2 separate regions of the Homo sapiens genome follow, and region 1 is linked to region 2. The links are chromatin loops, found by intact Hi-C in ENCODE. Cell type or tissue: GM12878. All regions are shown on one strand. Links, peaks and the distances in the headings refer to the core of each region. The heading gives the core; the rest is flanking DNA. Region 1 has its middle 140 kb from the start of LINC03099. Region 2 has its middle 53 kb from the start of LINC03099.

The links. Hi-C counts contacts between places; a loop is a spot of excess contacts. Peaks named below come from ENCODE experiments on the same cell type or tissue, not always from the same donor. Only the 100,000 strongest peaks of a DNase experiment are listed, where the experiment ranks them.
Region 1: a loop joins it to region 2, with 1.9 times the contacts of the local background. A loop is called at or near these places in 1 of 110 quality-filtered maps.

The regions. Positions count from the first base shown.
Region 1 is chrX:40,405,031-40,407,950 of GRCh38, reverse strand. No RefSeq gene overlaps it. Among named protein-coding and RNA genes, the nearest start is that of LINC03099, 140 kb to the right of the region's middle. RefSeq lists an enhancer at 1,508-1,557. In GM12878, for the core only: no CTCF peak of the experiment used is centred there; a DNase peak (open chromatin) is centred at 1,375; H3K27ac peaks cover 761 bases.
Region 2 is chrX:40,314,525-40,317,444 of GRCh38, reverse strand. No RefSeq gene overlaps it. Among named protein-coding and RNA genes, the nearest start is that of LINC03099, 53 kb to the right of the region's middle. In GM12878, for the core only: no CTCF peak of the experiment used is centred there; a DNase peak (open chromatin) is centred at 1,426.

The DNA.
Region 1 (2,920 bases), core at 136-2,635, 91 kb before region 2:
CTTCTCAGCAGGACTTAAAGCTCTTCAAAGATAAGACTAGAATCTAGCTCTGCGTCTTATACCCAAAAGGCCCTCAGTAAATGTTTGTTAATTATCCATGATTTTACCCGAAGAGGCCACATTAGTCCTCCAGAAGAGGAAATACATCCTTACTAGGTGAAATGTTAAGGCGATACTCAAATTTCAAATGAGTGGAGGGCCACTTCTTAGACTCTACCTCAAGGCCTGTTTGCCCAACCCACAGTGCTCCAGGGCTCCTCCCTCATGTGACACTAACATCTCCAGTGTCTTTGGTTATTTTGTCCAAATTAAAAGCATTTCTTAGCTTTTTGAGGCAGTCAGACTCCCAAGATTGAGGAATGCATCTTGGTCTTCATCACAGCTCCATTCAGTGCCTCGCCTCAGTTTGCATCTCTACAAAATGGACATAACATTTGTGCCTGGTCAGGTGTGGTGGCTCACGCCTGTAATTCCAGCACTTTGGGAGGCTGAGGTGGGAGGATCCCTTGAGCCCAGGAGTTCGAGACCAGCCTGGGCAACACAGTGAGACACCCTCCCAGCCCCGATCTCTACAAAAAATTTAAAAATTAGCTAGGCAATTCTGTGGTCCCAGCTACTTGGGAGGCTGAGGCGGGAGGATCACCTTGAGCCCGGGAGTTCTATGACTGTGCCACTCCCTCCAGCCTGGGTGACGGAGCAAGACACCATCTCTTAAAAAAACAAAAGGAAAAGATTTGTGCCTGGAGTGTTGTTGTAAGTATAACATCCATAATGAATTTGCATATCCTTTGTACAATTAAGATAATACACAAATAGTTATTGGTTTTAAAATCAAGTGCCCAATAAATACATGCCAAATGTATTGGATTATTCATGATTTAACAGAAACCTATATTGGGCTTCTCTTTTCTCATCTGTAGAATAGGGATAAGAATAATACCTACCCAGAGGGTCATAATCTAAAAACATATGACTGTTCATGTAAAGAGCTTAGCTCAGGACATAGCACTTGTAAGCATTCAGTAAATATTGGCTACAGAAGTGGATTTACTGCGAACCTAATAAAGCTTAAGCTTCAGGTCCCTTACTTACACTGGCCCCTTCCAAGCTTGGCTCAGGGGTAGTAAGGTTTTGTACAGACCACCATCTGTTTCCAGTTTAACTTCCCCTCTAACACACCTCCCATTGGGTCAGATGGTGCAAGAGCAGCTGCAGGCATATTTGGGTTCTGGCTAAGGGGAAATGAAAGTGAGGATACAATTAGTTTTTGTTTAGGGGTTTGCAACCACTTCCATGTAAAATTGATGCTAACCATCACACATTGCAGTGCAGAAATAGCCTTCAGGAATTCTCCTACTGCCTCTGGGCTGACTTGCCCACTATTGTGACTTGAAGGTGCGTGCCAAAGGTTGTTTCATAACATAAATGTGTCTGTCCTGCGTATCTCTTGCGACATAGCAAGTCATTCTAGAACTCAGTGGCTTCAAATGACAACAGTCATTTGTTTTGTTCACAAATCTGTAATAGGCAGGGCTTTGCAGGGACAGCTTCTCATGGTTTCACATGGCATCATCTGGGGTGGCTCAAAGGCTGGGGGCTGGAATCATCTGAAGGCTCCGAGTTCATGTATCTGGTGGTTGATGCTGGCTGTGAGCTGAGACCTCAGCTAGCTGGCTGTGGCCTTTCCGTGGGGCCTGGGCATGGCGGCTGGGTTCTAAGGGTGATTGTCCCAAGAGGGCCAAGTGGAAGCTGTCTTGCCTTTTATGACCACCTTGGAAGTCACATAGTGTCACTTCTGAGGTAATCACAGACCCACTCAGATAAGGGGAAGGAAGACAGGCCCCACTCCTCAATGAGAGGGATACCAATATCCCACTATAAGAAGAGCATGTGAGATGGAAGGTCTGATCGTGACCATTTTGGAAAATACAGTCTTCCATGGTGTCTTATGGCACCCAGCCCCTAAAAATATGTAGGTAGCAGAAGAAACAAAGCCTGAAATGTACGGAGCCAGGAGCTAATCTGTGGAAAATCTTCCTAGTCAAAATGGAAATTTGCTTCTGTCAGGAATAGACTCAATAATGCAGTGTATGCAATTAATAACACACCATATATTTTTATTTCTTTTCTGATGGGACTTGCACAAAAAAGGATTTATCAAAATTCATGTGTTTCATAGGGCACGAAACTGTAACAGTCCTACAAACACAAGTGGCATCTGTTTGAAAAGTGGCAAGTTTTATCCATCCAGTGTTTCAGATCGCATTTTAGCATATCTGACGCATCTTGTCCTGACAGAGTCCAGTGAATCCAGAAGGAAAAAGGGAATGCAAAATTGCTAATGTTGCTGCAAAACAGCCTGAAGAAACAAGTGCTCTAGTGTCAAAACTACACAGGCTTATCAACACATCAATGCATGTAGCATAAGAGTAATTTTTATTTTATTATTCAATTATGCAGCACTGCAGCACAATATATGCACCTTAATTTCATGCTAATTTCACACACACACACACACACACACACACACACATAAGAATTACTCATCATACCAAAATTCAAATAGGATAGGAAGGTAGAAGTATCTCAGTAGTAGTCAAAAATGTAAAGTAGAAGGAGACCCACAGTTACTTCAAAATGTCACTCTCTTAATACATCACAATGGAAGCTAATTACCAATGACAACTAGTGAATCTGAAAGAAACTTTACAACACTATCAATAATTTTATAAAAAGGAGATCAAGCACACTGGAGGAAAGACTGATCTTTCTATTGTCTCTATAGAAAACAATGTTTTAAAATTGTTATCACATGAAAAGGCGATCAAAGCGGCACAGCCCACCAGAGTAGAAAAAGGAATCACAAAAGTGTTTCAGACAATTAATTAGTAAAAACACTAGATATTTTTCTGGATTTTGT
Region 2 (2,920 bases), core at 240-2,739:
TAATATTGCATGGGACACATACTAAAAAAATTATTTGTTATTTATCTGAAATTCACATTCAACTGGCTGTCCTGTATTTTATCTGGCAACCCAAGGCAGAGATCATGTGTTGAAGATGGTAGAGGAACAAGAAAGAAGAACTTGGGTGGCAGATGGTTATGGAGCTGCTGTAATGGAATTAGACTGTATACCTCAAAACATCGTAGGTTTGGGGGCTTTTTTAGAGACAGAGTCTCACTCTGTTAACCAGGCTGGAGTGCAGTGGCACAATCATAGCTCACTGAAGCCTCCAACTCCTGGTCTAAAGTGATCCTCCCTCCTCAGCCTGCCAAGTAGCTGGGACTACAGGCACACACCACAACTGGCTACTTTTTAAATTTTGTAGAGACAGGGTCTCATTATGTTGAGATCACTGGCCTCAAGTGATCCTCCCACCTTGGCCTCCCAAAGTGCTGGGATAATAGGCATGAGCCACCGCACCTGGCCCTGAATCTTTGTTTTTGTAAGAAAGGATGTCTATCTTGTTTATGCCTTACTCAGATTTTTTCTCCTGTCTCTGATAGCTGAACCCAATCTAATAAACACTAGCTCTGCCATGAACTTGTTGGGTGACCCTGGTGATGTGGTTTAGATGGTTTTTGTCCCCTCCAAATCTTATGTTGCAATGTGACCTCTGATGTTGGAGGCGGGCCTGGTGGGAGGTGTTTGGGTCATGGGGAAGGATCCCTCGTGAATGGCTTGGTGCTGTCCTTGCCGTGATGAGTGAGTTCTCACTCTATGAGTTCACACAAGATCTGGTTGTTTAAGAGAGCCTGGCACCTTCCCCCATCTCTCTCTTGCTCCCTCTCTTGCCATGTGATACACCAGCTCCCCCTTTGCTCTCCGCCATGATTGGAAGCTTCCCGAGTCCTCAACAGGAGCAGACACCAGTGCCATGCTTTTCATACAGCCTGCAGAAACGTACTTTTTTTGATAAATTAGCCAGCCTCAGGTATTCCTTTATAGCAATGCAAAACTGACTAACACACTCCAGGAAGTTACCTAACCTCCAAGTTAACATCCATTAAATGGGGGTGATCATAATCCACACCTCAGACGGCTGCTGTGAAAATTAAATGCTGCAAGCACTTCAAGTGGTCAGACATGGCTGGCAGGCCTTGGTAAGTGTTTCCTGTGATTGATTCAGTAGGAGTCCTCCCTCACTTGCAGATATGATCCCCAGCTCACCTCCACTCCTAGCAGCATTACTGGACAGCATCCTGGCTTGCATCTTTGCCCTTGAAAACCACACTCTATCTTCTCCAATGGTCAAACACTTCCTGATTTACTGAACTACCTCTTGGCATCAAGCACTGCCTCCTTAGGAAGTGGCTCCTGAATCTATTTCTTCTCAGTTAGTCTCGTGGGGGTTAAAGAAACACACACACACACACACAAAGAAACTGTGACTGAATGTGCTACATGAAGTCTTTGACGGTCTTTCTGTCTTTGCTTAGAATTAGACATGAGAAAAACCACTAGTGCATTCTCGCCTTCCCTCTAAATTTAGAAATCCGAAAACACTGTTCATTATGTCAGATATTTGGTGCCTTCCTTGTGGGCCTGGAGGTTGAGAATTAAATCTCGACACTTCCTTGCATGAGAAGAGTGTATGGAACATTAGACAGCAATCCCCAGGGACATGAGTACTTATAGGACAAGATTTTTCCTGCAAAGGGGAACCAACCAAACCAGTGTACCATCGCAGGCTTTGCAGCCACTTGCTCTGTCCCCCTCGCTGCCTGCAGGCGTCTGTTTCCAATATTTGTACCAGTTCTATGCATAAGCCCATTCAAAGTCACACAAATTCTGTCCAAAAAGCAAGGAGAGAACCCACCCAGGTCTGACAACTTGTAGCTTTCCTCCTGTCCATGTATTCTAATGGCCTGATTAGCAATTCTATTGTATTTAATTTGCACCCCGGGTAATTCACTGTCAGCCAGAAGAGCCATCATCTTGAAAAATGGCACCAAAATTAAAAACCAATAGTCAAATTTCAGTTGGAATGAGCTCTCCTGGCATAATGATGAAGCTGGATTAACTAGAGTCCAGCCCGCTAAGTGCAAACATTTTAGTTACTAATATGCTGCTGGGGAGTTTGAGCCCTGGCCTTTCTGCAGTGTGGGAAACAAGCAGCCAAGTTAGAAAATTGAGAATGAAAATTGTGTTGGTCCAGTCAAACCGTCAAGTGAAGTGGCTGTTCACCATCTCCTAGCCACTGTAGTGGTTTACTTTATTTTTTTTCTCTCTCTCTCTCTGTTTTGTTTTTGTTTTTGTTTTTTTGAGAGATGGAGGTCCCTCTATGTTGCCCAGGCTGGTCTCGAACTGCCTGGGCTCAAGCAATCCTCTTGCCTCAGCCTCCCAAAGTGCTGGGATTACAGGTGTGAGCCACTGCCCAGCTCACTGTGATGGTTTTAAACATGTCCACGAATTCTGTGGCAGTCCTCTCATCAAAGGGTGGAGGAGTCTAATCCCCTGCCCCTCCCCAAAAGCTGGCCTTCCTGACTCACATGGAATGAATAGAATACAGTGGAAGTGATGCTGCTTCCACTCTATCACTTGGAAGTGATTTCCAAGACTAGGTCATAAAAGGTGATACAGCTTTTGTCTGGTTTTGTTTTTTTTTTGTTTGTTTGTTTGTTTTTGAGATGAAGTTTCGCTCTTGTTGCCCAGGCTGGAGCACAATGGTGCGATCTCGGCTCACTGCAACCTCCACCTCCCGGGTTCAAGCGATTCTCCTGCCTTAGCCTCCTGAGTAGCTGGGATTACAGGTGCCTGCCACCATGCCTGGCTAATTTTTGTATATTTAGTAGAGACGGGGTTTCACCATGTTGACCAGGTTGGTCTTGAACTTCTGACCTCAGGTGATCCACCCTCCTCA